Regions from separate parts of the Homo sapiens genome. Here region 2 is linked to region 1. Evidence: chromatin loops called from intact Hi-C (ENCODE). Cell type or tissue: endothelial cell of umbilical vein. All regions are shown on one strand. Each heading gives the region's core, and the rest is flanking DNA. Links, peaks and the distances in the headings are about the cores only.

Region 1 (7,015 bases), core at 893-5,892:
GCATCTGACTGGTTCATAACTGACAACAAAGCTTCTGTTTAATTTGTTCAAGGTTTGGGCAGAAAGTTCTGGCTTAAGAAGGGAAAATGAGCTATTAGACATGGCCTATATTAAGGACGCTACAGATGTTTAATGTTTTTAATTTGCATATTTGGCCAATGATTATTCATTTGTTAATATGCCTTCTACATATTCTTTTTTGGCATAGTCAATCTGAGATTGCAAAATCAAACTCCCACTTATTGTATGCTAATATTAATATTCCATGAGCCTCTATACTATGTACTGTTCTCTGGAGAAGACATAGCATGTCTAACTGACTTGGAAAGTAACGGCTTTTCTAAACAGTCACTTGCCTTTTGATGACGCCAGCACTAACAACATGCTATAATGTAGATTGTACATAGCAGCTAGTTTTACTAAGTGCTATGCAACAGAGAATAACTCAATCAATAATTTATTGATAGATTGATATCTACCGAATGCATCAATTTGGGTTTAGCTGAAGTCTAGGAATTCTGAAAGAAATTTTAAAGCCTGAAGCAGAAAATAAGCATATCAACATGCCATAAAATAGATATAAAATCTCTAATAGCCCTATTTTGGCTCTGAAAGTGTAACATTTCATTTTTTATGATACAGAGGTCACCAAAGCTCTTGCTTAAGTGTTTCTGAGGATAAAGGAGAGTTTAATCCAGAGTTGAAAAGAGTTTTGTTAACAAATCGCCCCCAATATGATTTAATATAACTCACACTTAATATTAAGTTGTGCAAAATTGTTCCCCTTCCAAAACATGTTGCATAACATTATTTCGTTGTCAGAATCCATATGATTCTCTGAACATGTCTTAAAGCAGTGATGTGGACTGGGCTTTAGTATCTCCCAGGGAGTTACGTAGCCAGAGTGAGTGTACTCTTCCTTCTCCCCAGGGTATACAGCCCTGTGCAATTAAACACAACTTTGCCAGGACTGAAAGAGAGGTCTATGTGCCTTCTATTTTCACTATTCTTACACATGCCCAAAAGAATAGCTTCTCAGGGATGTAAAAATAGTTCACTGCCCATTGGGTGTGAACTGAAAAATCCACATAAGGGCAGGAGTTCCATCCAGGTTTCCAACAGTGCATACCATTGAATTAGATTCGTGCATCCTTCCACTCCATGGAATAAGCAGAATATCCTGGAGATAAGCCATCATTTTATATATGTGTCTTATGATGTTCCCCACTTGGGCCTTATCAATCACAGCCTCCTAAATGGAAAGAAGCCTGTGACAGGCGGCTCTCTCTGCTACCACATGCTGCTGATGTTGCCCGGAGAAGAGCAGAAACCGAGACAGAATACGTTGGGTGGTTTGGTTTTAACGTTTTTTTATTTTCTCCCTGCTTTGAAAGCTCACTGCATTTTGCTGCTGTTATTACCAAGGGTTCATTGAAAATGAAACTGGGGTGTCTCAGTGGGGTTTCGCAGCAAATAGATAAAGCAGGTTCAGGCAAGACCGGGTCGTTCACAACCTGAAGTGGATGAAGCAGTAGCCATTTGTTTGCTGGGGTGAATGGGACATAATTTATTCAGCTGCAGCGGAGGCTGAAAGCCAATCTGGCCTTGACCCATTTATCTTTAGAAAACTAATTAAAGTGGAGAATCTAGCTTACTGTTGTTATTGAGGTTTTACTTTTTTTGTTCAGGCCAAGCGAAGACTGAGGGTGAGTGCATGTGTGTGTGTGTGTGTGTGTGCGTGCGCGTGTGCGTGTGTGTCTTCGTGTGTGTCTGTGTTGGGGTGGAAGGTGGGAAATATCAGTTTCACCTAAACACAGTGGCTGAAGGTCTAGATAATAAAGCAGTTTCTTAAGCACAGCCTGACATCCTTTTGAAATGCAAACTAGTGGATTTAGCTGGGTGCAGAATCCTTTGAGGTGACAATGAAATGCCATGGCAATTTAAAATGAACAACAGACAGTTTCCTGATTTCTTATAACCAACAGTTTCTAAATCGCACCAAAACAGCCCCAAAGAGGCATGGAAGAACATTTTTATCACCAGCATTTTACTGAAACTGGTACTAACCATCAGGCAGGAAATAATGCCAGAATGTTAGCTGCTTTGTCCATTTTGTTTCAGAACAATTAAAAAAGTTGCATATCTTGATGATCTTTTGTAAGTACTTAAATATGTATGTAATAATATTAACAACATGTTTGTCACCAGTGACCTACCGATGAATTTCAAAAGTTACAGTGTATTTTTGGAAGATTCATATACAAAACAGACATCTGGTTTTTGTGTTGTTTGTTTGTTTTGGCCTAGATAAGGTTATAGGGACAAGTAGGGAAGTCCAGCAGACACACAGGGATGTTATGATATGTATTCATTCCAGTATGTTCAAGGAAGTGATAACTCTTCAGGAAAGCTACAAGGGTCATGATAACTATTAGATAAGGAAACTGAACTGGACCAGCTGCAGGAAAACCTGGAGCTCCCAAGAGATTGTGTTGGAAAGGGCAGACACTACTGACTTAACTGAAGCCACTTTAGTTATCAATGGGACCAATCGAACAGAACCCTGACTTGTCCCACCCATGATGTTTTCCCCTCCCCTTTCCCTCTTAGTGTCAGGAGCCCTTGAGCTATTTGTCTTCCCTGTCCCCTTCTCAAGGTCTTCCTTTCTGCAGCGTTCCTGTTCCAGATTTACCTCCTAACTTTCTTCACCCAAATTGCCCTGGTCTCAGGGCATATGGATATGGGCATATGATCTCAGGAATAATGAATGGGGATAGTACTCAGGGGACAATTTCTTTTTAAAAACATGATTTCAAAGAAGGGATTTTAGACATTGTGTTATCACTGCCTGGATTTAAGGCCAAACAGTTAACACTATGATGTCACAGGTGTGCTGCACAAATAAGTATGTGCCCCTCAGGTGAGAGTCACCTTCCTTCCTCAGTCCATGATACCATGTAGAGTGCATGTATTTAAGAAGTGTTATCAGGGCTGGACACAGTGGCTCTCGCCTGTAATCCCAGCACTTTGGGAGGCCCAGACGGATGGATCACTTGATGCCAGAAGTTCAAGACCAGCCTGGAAAACATGGTGAAACTCCGTCTCTACTAAGAATACAAAAATTATCTGGGTGTGGTGGTGTGCACCTGTAATCCCAGCTACTCGGGAGGCCAAGGCAGGTGAATCACTTGAACCTGGGAGGTGGAAGAAGTAAGATTCCATCTCAAAAAAAAAAAAAAGTGTTATTAGCATGCAATGGTATTGTGGAAACCAGATTAGATAACTGATTATTTTGGTTGATATAGTCAAGTAAGATAGCCTGAGTGTTCTTGTCCTCAGCCCCATATTGGGGGTAATCTTTCAAGTAAAAAATATCCAATGTTCCCTCTCCAAATGCTCTGAATGCTCTGAAAGATATCAGGAAATTCAAGTAGAAAACGAAAAGCAAACAACCTATTTTTTAATCCCTTGAATTTTCTATGTCTCAGCTAATGGAAACATTAGCACCTTATGCATGAGGGCTGATGTTGGTTTGTTCTTATTAGCACAAGAAGAAAAAGGCCAATATATTCTAACAGGGAAGAGCTAGTTTTCCAGGCGGACTACGCATCGTCTGAACATTGGGACAGAATTTAAATCAGCCATTCGATGAGCTGGTCTTCCACCAAGATTAGATTGAAAACTTGGCCATTGGAAAAGAATATGAAAATGGTTGTTAACCATAAATCACAAGCAGAGAGGAAATGACTAAACAAGTTGGCTATGTGCAGTATTCAATCCACTCCAGATAATTTGGAAAGGGATAGTGGAGGAGGAATTTCTCAGGGACTCTCCGGAATGACTGTACAAAGACAAATGGGAATGAGAGGAAGAATAAGACCAATGCTTACACTATGCTGCATAGTCCGCCACACAGTCCTCTGGGAAGCAAGAGGAAAACAAATTTAAAGGAAAAAGAAAAAGAGATTATTCTATACATAATAGCACAGAACAGGCACAAAGTTGAGCTTTGTTGGTTGGCATTCCACCCATCCCCACCCCAAATTCCCTCAGAATGACCAGTAGGATATTTGAGAAATCCACATCCACAGTACAGTGTTGAATACTTACTGGAGATTTATGGCTCTAAGTCATCACCAACTTGTTGAGTTAATTTCCAAACCTGGCTTTTTTTTTAAATTTACTTTTATAAAATATATTCCTCTAAGATACACCATGCACAGTCCATTTTTACTCTAATGAATCAGCTGGAATAAAGTAACTGACACTCCCTGTCCAAGTGCGTCTGTGAGCTGTAGAACATGTTGTGCTCTAATTTTCTGAGCTGTACAACTAATTGCCTTTTACAGAGGCTAATTTGAAATACCTTTTGATGCTCAGATCTTAAAAATCGAGCTATTTTGTGCTGATTTATTTTTATACTTGACATTTCCAGTGAATTGGAACCGTCTTTTAAAAAATTATAGTTTCACATCAAATTATGTAAGAGAATTTGCAGAGTACACATTTAAGAATAAAGGAACATAACCAGTCTCTTCCTGAGTACAAACAATAATCTCTGGCCTGTTTGATTGAAAGTCATTAATAGTCAGCTAGGACAGAGGGGCTTCTAAGGGGAGTTTGTTGGTGACAAGAAAGCAACGTGATGGTAGGATGACTCTGTTAACTGAATTACTGCAGTTGATAACATTAGTATCCTCAACAAATCATGGCTGTTGGCGGTAGGGACTGCGATAGACTCAGATGAGTTGGCTTTCCATGAGCAGCTAAATTTATAAAAATACATTCACTCATTCTTGGATAACACAAACCACTTTAGGGTAGTATGTCTGAAAGCTTCTGACTACCTCAACTGCTTCTTATGTGTATATAACTTTAGAGGAGCAAATGGAAATGTTCCCTAGAGATACAAAAGAATTTATAAGTTCCTTATAAATATAATAAGATGTTAAATGATGGAACTGGTGTATTTTTTAAGAGAGAGTTTTGTTTTCAATTATTTTATATAAGGTATAGCAGCAGTTTACTCAGCTTGGGGTTGGTAGTTTTATTTTTAAAACAAACCCCATAACGACCAGTTCACATTAAAAAAATAGCTTTAGAATAACTGATATAAGAACATTTACCAACAGGGCCCAAAGTTATTACCACAGGTACTAATTTAAATGGCACTAAGAAGTAACTCTCCAAGTGCTTTATAGTTATTTTCATTTTGGCAAAAGGGGTGGGGTGATTGGAGTAGTGTTTTGATATCGTCCTTGGAAGCATTTTTCTGCTGAAACACTTCAAGAAATGAAGAGAAATCTTTTCCAATTATCCTCCTTTTCTCAGACACATGCTTCTTATAAATATTCAGGAAACATCTTTTCCAGGGAAAATTAAAACAGGAGTAGGTAATATGAGACTTGTTTATAAACAGCCTAAATAGGCTGTAATGGATGACAGGCCCATCTGGATAGTTTCGCAGTGCATCCTTCTTAAAGATGAGCGTGTTTGACTGTTGGACTGGAGTCTGGCCAAGGATAACTCCCCCAACTTTCCAGTGTTCAGAGCTATATTGGAACCCCAAAGGACGAAGGCCTCAGGAGAGCCAATGGCTGCTGAGACTCTGTTATTAGCTTTGGACCTAACTCGTGTCTCTCAGGAATAACCTCGGTATAGCTCCGTTTGATGCGCAAACAGTGCCTTGTTCTCAGGAGCTGAGCAAAGTGGGCTTATGGCTGGCTGTGCATTACACGTCACTAATTCTTACCATTTGGGAAGGGATCAGAATTTAATAAAAAAATCAGTAAAACTGCAATTTTCACTTACAGAGCCTGAAGCCACACCTTTGAGGAAGTAAATGCTACATGCTGTCTGAGAATGTTTTAGAATAAAATTGGCTTATTGATTTAAATACTTAGGCACAGAGTCTGGTCCTTGGCTTTTACTTGTGATGATACGTTTAACCATTACCAATCATTTTCAGAAAAAGATGGATAAAATATATTTTTGAGGGGTGCAAAAGGTAGAAGATTTTCATTCTGTTTGCTACTTGTCTATACTCTCGAGACCTTTATAGCTAGAGCATTTTGAACATTACCAATAAAGTTCCTTTATAAAAGGTTCAAATCTCAATTTTCATGTCCATCAGATTTTAAACACCAGAGAAAATTCTCGAAGTGTTGATGCTTTACTTAGTTTATGCTAAGCTGCAAAAACATTGTCTTTAGAAACATATTTTTCTTGCTCTACTTCCCCTGTTTAAGGGTGTGTGTTTATTTCTCCCGGGGATGAAGGAAAACGGCTTCTCTGTTTCAGAGGGAAAAAATTAATTAGTTGCCATACATATCATTATATTATTCAAATTCAGTGCAATTTTAACTAAGTGCAAAATGTACCCAGTTCTTTTAAAACTTCTTATTTTATTGTGGTAAGGATACTTAACATGACATCTACCCTCTTAACAGTTTTTTTTTAAGTGAACAATACACTATTGTTAGCTGCAGGCACAATGTAGTACCTCAGATCTTTAGAACTTATTCATCTCACACTGTACTCCTGTTCTTAAATTAGATTTTACAAAAATTCAGAAAAGACTGAATTGTTCCAATAACTAAGTTAGAGCCAGCAAAAATGGGAAAAAAGGGACCAAACCCATACTCACCATTTGTCCTCTGGTTAGAAAGATCTTGATATACAATGCAATTTGTAAAGTAAAATTTAAACAATATAATCTAATGAAAACCATCATTTCTTTAAAACAGCTGACTAGTTATTTGGTGGAATCTAATTGGTTGTTTAAAAGAAAAATGGTGACTATTTTTAAACTTTTCCTGAAACTGCAATAGAGAATAGATGTAAGCCGCTGAGCACGTTGGCTCATGCCTGTAATCCCAGCACTTTGGGAGGTCGAGGCAGGTGGATTGCTTGAGCTCAAGAGTTCGAGACCAGCCTGGACAACATGGCAAAACCACGCCTCTACAAAAAAATAAAAAGCTGGGCATGGTGGTGTATGCCTGTGGTCTCAGCTACT
Region 2 (7,015 bases), core at 1,397-6,396, 78 kb after region 1:
ACGACACCCTGTAGTATGTTCTCAGGAAATACTTACAGAAGGAAGAAGTGAAAATAAAGGAAATACTTGTAGAATGAATGAAAGAATGCCCCAAAATCTAACCACTGGTATATTTTGTATCTTTAAATAACCAGCTCAAAGTTACTTTCATTTTAAAGTTTTCCCTGATCGCCTCACCTTGGTTTATATTCTTACTCCCTTCAATCTTCATAGCATTTCTTTTAGAATACAGATTTTTACCTGATATTTTAGCATTTTATGCAATTGTCTTGATGTCTCTACATGTTCTGAAAACAGGCACTGTCTCATACACCTGGAAGCCCCCTAGTCTTAATATTTAGTTCCTGTCTCTTAACACAATTCTTGTCCAAAGCAATAGCTGAATATCGACTTCTGAGTTTTAGTTCAAGGACTAAAATACTTGCAGAGGAAATCACAAAGTTCCTGCTGATTACAGGTTTATAGAACATCCACTGTAAACATTAACTCAGGGTATGCTGCTGCTCCGTCAACTAATCTCTCAGAATTTCATTTTCTTTATAAATGGGGCTAATAATATTTATCTAATAGGGGGACTCAGAGGATTCTTTAATTAATGATGAAACACATTCCAAGATCCTCAGAGGAAATAAGAAGATAAACATTATTATATCTCTTATTACTGCAGATAGCAGTTATTAAACTCCCCCATAAACAGGAACCAAGAAAAATTTCAGGCCAAACTAATAGTTTAATAAGAAGCAGCCAGGGGCTACTACAGTTGAGCTAACGTAAACACTTTGGCAGAAATTAATCCCTTCTTTAGTTGTTATTAATACTGGACAAGAAGAGTTCTCAGGGTCTCAGTTTCGTCACCTGTGTAATGGAGACATTGGACAAGGTGACCTCAAAGGTGTCTTCTAGCTTCAATATTCTCAGCGAATCTCTGATCTTATTAACATCTCAAATCTGCAACTAATTGACTGGTTCTACATGTTTTAATATGATTGTGTGCCACTATCACTGCTTTCTCCCAAGGATTCAATTTTACCCAAAGAGTTGAAGGACCAGTGTAGATTTTCAAAGAATCATTAGGAGGTAGGATGCTGTATAACATTTTTCAGAGAGCTTGAATATGTAAATTTAAGTTTTTGAGTCTTGGTGTCCCAGAAAATTTTTTGGCATAGGGTAGAGAAATAATCAGGAAATATCCATGTGTACTCTACTACCTCATTTGCTAATCAGAGTTTCTTGCAAATAGAAATTAGTGTTTCTCATTTGTATGTCCCCTGTGGCTCAAGGTAATAATGTTTATCAAGGTTCCCTAGGAACACTGCAGAGCCTTAGGGATCAATTGGCCCTGGTAAAGTAAGGCCGCTCAATGAGGATGGTAGGCATTTAGCAACAAATCAAAGTTAGTACTTTTTTCTTTTTTTTGGAGAATGCTTGTGGAATGGATATTCTGAAATGTCCTGTTGAACTGTGAGAGACGCTCCCAGAGATTGTTAAAAAATTCCGTCCTTGGTTCATTATACCTGATGTGAGTTCAAAATGGTCTTGAAATATCAGAACCACTGGAGTGTAGTGCTTTATAGCTCACTCTTTGATCTCCAGTTCAACATTGTTCTCAGAAGGTGTGCCCAGGTATCCTGAGGATTTATCATGCTGTCTTTCTTTTTTTAACTTATTGTGGTGAAAAATATCCAACGTAAATTTACTCCCTTAACAATTTTAAGCATACAGTACAGCCTTGTTAACTCTATGCACATTGCTGTACAGATCTCTAGAACTTTCCATCTTGCATGACTAAAAGGCTCTATGCATTGAACAACTCATTTCCCTTTTCCCCAACCTCCTGGCAACTACCATTTGACTGTCTCTATGAGTTTGACTACTTTACATAACTCATATAAGTGGAATTATGCAGTATTTGTCTTTTTGTGATTTGCTTATATCACTTAGAATAATGCCCTCAAGATTTATCTATGTTGTGGTATATGCTGACTTTTAAAACACACAGCTTTTGTCCACAAAATCCTTATTTCTATTGCGTCTGGTTGATAGCCTGTTAATTCCTGGGAGGAAGAGAAACTTCCTGAAACACTGGAAAAAAAGAGTTAATAGGTCAATACCAGAATTTTTATTCCATAGTTCATAAAACAAGCTTTAAGGGTCCAAGAAGTTCTTTAAAGAGATCTAACTATCTGGACATATCAGAATGACAAGATAATATTAACTTGTTTTTTTAAGTTCTTGGGTCACAGTAAAGTGATATTGCAAAAAAAAAAAAAAAGCAAACAAAAGAACGGCCTCCTTTTGTTCAACAGAGACATATTTTCAGTAGCAGAAACTAATTTTTAGCTTCAGTATTACATGTAGAAAAGAAACATCTTCCAGTGATCATGAGGTGGTCTGGTGTCTGATTCCATGAGAATTTTGTGCCTATTGATACCCTAGTATTAATACAACAGATACAATAAAAATGAATTTAGTTATACCTGTAAACATGGAATACTTCTGAGTTCACAGTACATCCTTACCCTTTTCTCACAGAAACTTCAGAAGGATAAATGGAATGATTTTTAGAATAAGGTTTAATACTGGCTTTAGCATTTAGGCTTTGAATCACCTATCTGAGCCTCGGTTTCCCCAGATGTCTCTTCTGTCTCCCAGCATTGCAGGGGAAATGAGGTGTGACTAAATAAGATTATGTAGGCCATGGTTTTGATCTAGTAGAGTTACTGCCCTACAAATAAACACCTCGCCCTGACTATTTCTCATACTTCAAATGCCAGTGCTTCCAGTTGTTCTAAAATTTAGTCCTCTGCTAGAAGACGTACTGTTACAGTAGTCCCCCCTTAGCCCTGGGGGGTATGTTCGAAGACCCTCAGCATATGCCTGAAACTGTGGATAGTACCAAATCCTATATATGCTATGTTTTTTTCTGTACATATATAACTATGAGAAAGTATAATATGTACATTAGGCACAGTAAGAGATTAACAACAAGAACTAAGAATAAAATACAACAATTATAACAATAAACCAAAATCACTCCTCTTGTACCTTTGGGTCATTATTAAGAAATATAAGGGTTCCTTGAACATAAGCACCTCAACACCAAAACAACGAATCTGAAAATCAAGGCGGCTACCAAGTGACTCACACCAGGGGAGGGAAGACAGTGTGGAGACGCTGGACAAAGAGATGATTCATGTCCCTCGTGGGACTGAATGGGATGGTGCCAGATTTCACTGCAATATTCAGAACAGTGGGAAACTTAAAACGTATGCATTGTTTATTTCTGGAATTTTCCATTTAATATTTTCAAGCTATAGTTGGCTGTGGGTAACTGAAACCAAAAAAGTGAAAGAGCAGATAATGGGGGATGGTATTAATGGGTTAAACATAGAAAAGAGATAAATTAGGAGCTATTTGCTTATGAGTTACTTCTTTATTGACAATAAGATTAATGGCTCCCAATTTTTTAGCACCTCTTAGGCCTGTCTTTTTTGTTGTTATTGTTGTTTGTTTGTTTTTAGATCTACATTAGAGCTGGGCTTTACATAATTCTCTCCATCCAAAAAAATTTCCTTTATACAGTCAGTTCCTCTAGCGCTTTTAAATATGATGCAATTTCTCATATTTTTGTTTCCCTACAAGTTTTTAAGAAGACAGTGATGGGTACATTGTGGTGCATATTTGTATCTCACACAACTTTGAAAGGAAATACAAATTAAGCCAGTCTGACCTCCCGTGCAAGTCAGTTCCATGTTTCCTGGTCCCACCAAAAAAAAAAAAAAAAAAAAAAAAAAGTTATAAAACCTGAACTATTGTGAATTCCTACAGGATTTAAAATGTGACATTTACATTAACCATAATTACATTACCTGGTTACACATTCTGGTGCCTGACTTATTCTTTTGGCCAAAAATGGTAACAATCAGCCAGTCACTAGAGTCCTTTCTACTCCTCCAAGGCCTCCACCTTGGCCCAGAGTCAGGTATCCGAGACACATAAAAACTCACGGATGTTCTTCCAGCCTCCTGTTTCCAAGGTTTCTGGAACAGGTGGTCATTAATGCAAATTTATGGGCCATTACAGAATCTAAAAAAATATGTCATCGTTGAATAAAATCCATAAGCTCTTCACACTTGGTTTTTAATTACCAAATATGTAAAATAGGAAAGTTATAGATTTAGCTGTACTGGCTTCTAGAAAAGGTACTGAACTAAACATTCTTTGACACCCTGCCCCACCCCCCCAAAAAAAACCCACCTCCTGAAGGGGGGCAATTGCTTTGGTAAAAATTTAGATTTCCTCTATTTAAACAAGTTGTATAAAAATCTAAAGCAATCACTGTCTCAAAGAGGGTGTGTTGTTACTATTTCTGTCAGTGCCAGTGTGTGACGTGGCAGGCGACCATGAAAGCACTGCTCCGTGTTCTGGGGTGTGCGCACGTGCCATGGCATTGCAGGACATGTCTCTCCTGCTCGTTTCCTTAAGGAGTGGGTTAGACTGAAAGAAAGCAAATAGTTTGGAGTACCATTAGTCCTTGTTTAAATTTAAAGTGAGAACTAAGCTAAACATGGTCATATGAAAGGAATACTTTTTAGGAATGAATGGGTTAGTCAGTACATGAGAAGTAGATTTTAAAGAAGCTATTGCTATATCTTGGTTAAGAAACATGTCTGCAACAGAGATCTTTGCTTTCTTAGAAAATATATTTTTCGGTGTTGTTTTAAAGGATTCTCTATTCACCACAGCTAACACTTCTCCTGTCTTCTCTCTCAACATGGTCGGCTCTTGTTGGTTTACAATAGATAAATAGAGTTGCGATTTGGACCTTTGGGATTTTTCTTTTTCTTTTTCTTTTTTGATCAGAATAAAAGAGTCGAAAAACTTTTTAAAAATTTTTATTAAAACGAAGCTTCAGTTATTCACATAGTCACAAGCAGACATTTTTTTTGTGTTTTCATTTTAATAGCCAGGTCATTTTGTTTTTATTTTATTTTATTAAATAAAGTCTATTATTTCCTCTGACATTTATTTTTCTGACCCCAAGATTAGGAAAAACTGATCATAGGAAAAGATCATTTGCTATCACTCTGCTTAGCTTGCATTTTAATGATAAGAAAGCCATTTTCCGAGATCTCTTTCAGGCTGAAAATGTTTCGCCCAATTTGTGTGAATTTTTAATAACAGCAAAATAAGCAAACCCTCTGATGACAACATTTAGCATTGATTTTTAATAACCTCATGCCTTTTAAGTTGCCCTTTGTATCTTGTTGGTGGGCAAAAACCTTTCTATAGAAAATTAATCAGAAAATAAAAATTTATTTCTGATGCCTTCCTTATTCTTGGGGTTTATGAGAGGCGATGACACGGACTGCCAAATGTTTCTGAACTTGCTTCTTCAGAAACAGTGCCAAGGCCAACAGCCAATAGGATCGTTTTTAATTTTCTGCTTAGTAATATTTCCTCTCTCTTCATGGTTGGATTCTCCTTGGCTTCACAGCGGGGAGCTGTCTCTACAAATAGCCCTTGTGATTGACTACACCAGCCCAAGGGTCCCTGAGATTGTCTGTTGGGTCAACATAATGATGTGAACACGGCAGTGTTTATTATTTTCTCACTCAACAAATTAATGAAACTTTGCAGAACATCTAGTATACACCAAACCTTGTGCTAGGCTCTAGGGGTCTAGTAGTGAACAATTCAGCCAAAGTCTTAGCAACATGGCTATGGAGACACAGCTAGGCTTCTGTACATTCTTTTTAATGTAGCTACGTGCTACCTTATGTGCCAGGCAATGTCCAGAAGAATCTCCCTGTCTCCCTTCCCCCAAGCCTGACCCTTTCTGGCTTCAGACTCTTCACCTGAAAAATGAGTAAATAACACCTTCCTCATTGTCTTGTTGGAAAGATTGAAGTGAAAGATGCTTATTATGATGTCTGGCACAGAGTACACTCATACATGTTACCTATTCTTACTGTCATCTCCAATAATGGTAAGAGTTCAAAAAATAATATTTATTATCTGCTATGCATTTATACGCTAGGCTGTATGCTGAACACTTTTAGGTACATTTTTTGCAACACTCTCAACAATCCTCTGAGATGAGTCTGATCATTTAGGTCAAGGGAATTTAAGTAGTTAGCCAAGGGATGCCCAGCTACTGAGACTGATGGGTTTTGTTCTGAGGAGATACCCTTCTTGGATTAGATGATCATTAGTGGCTCCTGGCTTGATGGTCCAGGTATCACTTGGAGAATGCTAGAGTGTGAGGAGAGTGTCTCTGGCACACGTGTCAGGAGTCAAGGATGGGACTGATGGGACTGTTCATGGCCAAGTCCATAATCTTAACACCAATGGTGGGGAGGGTCCTCAGATTGTCCCAGTTAGATCTGTTCTTCTCCCATTTCTTTGTGTGAGATCCACTGTGGGGCTGGGTGGAGGTCATGGGAAAGCCCTCCCCTGGGCACAGGGAATCCAGCCATGTGACCTGGAGCAGGACTTGGGCATTTCTAGTCACCAGTTTTCTCACACATAAAATAAGAAGAGCAGTTCCAGAATTCCTTTTCTCTAGATAAGGAAGGGAAGGTACTGAGTGTTTTCAGTCTTTACATATGGTAACTTGTTTAAATCTTCCAGTGACCCCATGAGGAAAAAGTATGGTTTTACCATTAAAAAAACGGAGGTTCAGACAAACTAAATAATCTGCCCCAAATTGTCTAGCCACTCAGAGGCAAAATCAGCCCACGAATCTGTCTGCCCAACTCCAAATCTCAAGTTCTTTTCCTGCTACCACACCATCCCTGGCTTCCTGTTCATTTCCCACTGATAGTAACTTGGGCATCTTCTCTCTCACACAAAAGGTCATAGAATATCTGTCACCAAATGTATCCTGAAACAGATCCCATCCAGTCTTGGAGGCCTTCTGTGAAAGTGTTGATTTTCAAGTGAGTTGGGATGAAGAGTCATGCTTTTCTGTTTGTGAGTTACTGTCATCTTTTTTATTCAAGTCTTTTAACCT

What was found. Hi-C counts contacts between places; a loop is a spot of excess contacts. Peaks named below come from ENCODE experiments on the same cell type or tissue, not always from the same donor. Only the 100,000 strongest peaks of a DNase experiment are listed, where the experiment ranks them.
Region 2: a loop joins it to region 1, with 2.4 times the contacts of the local background. A loop is called at or near these places in 7 of 110 quality-filtered maps.

What each region holds. Positions count from the first base shown.
Region 1 is chr13:94,307,443-94,314,457 of GRCh38, reverse strand. All of the region lies in intron 6 of GPC6 (glypican 6), which reads right to left. Among named protein-coding and RNA genes, the nearest start is that of GPC6-AS1, 120 kb to the right of the region's middle. RefSeq lists an enhancer at 1,630-2,199. In endothelial cell of umbilical vein, for the core only: no CTCF peak of the experiment used is centred there; DNase peaks (open chromatin) are centred at 2,327 and 3,787; H3K27ac peaks cover 3,246 bases.
Region 2 is chr13:94,229,766-94,236,780 of GRCh38, reverse strand. The region is part of intron 4 of GPC6 (glypican 6); the gene reads right to left. Among named protein-coding and RNA genes, the nearest start is that of GPC6-AS1, 45 kb to the right of the region's middle. In endothelial cell of umbilical vein, for the core only: no CTCF peak of the experiment used is centred there; no DNase peak of the experiment used is centred there.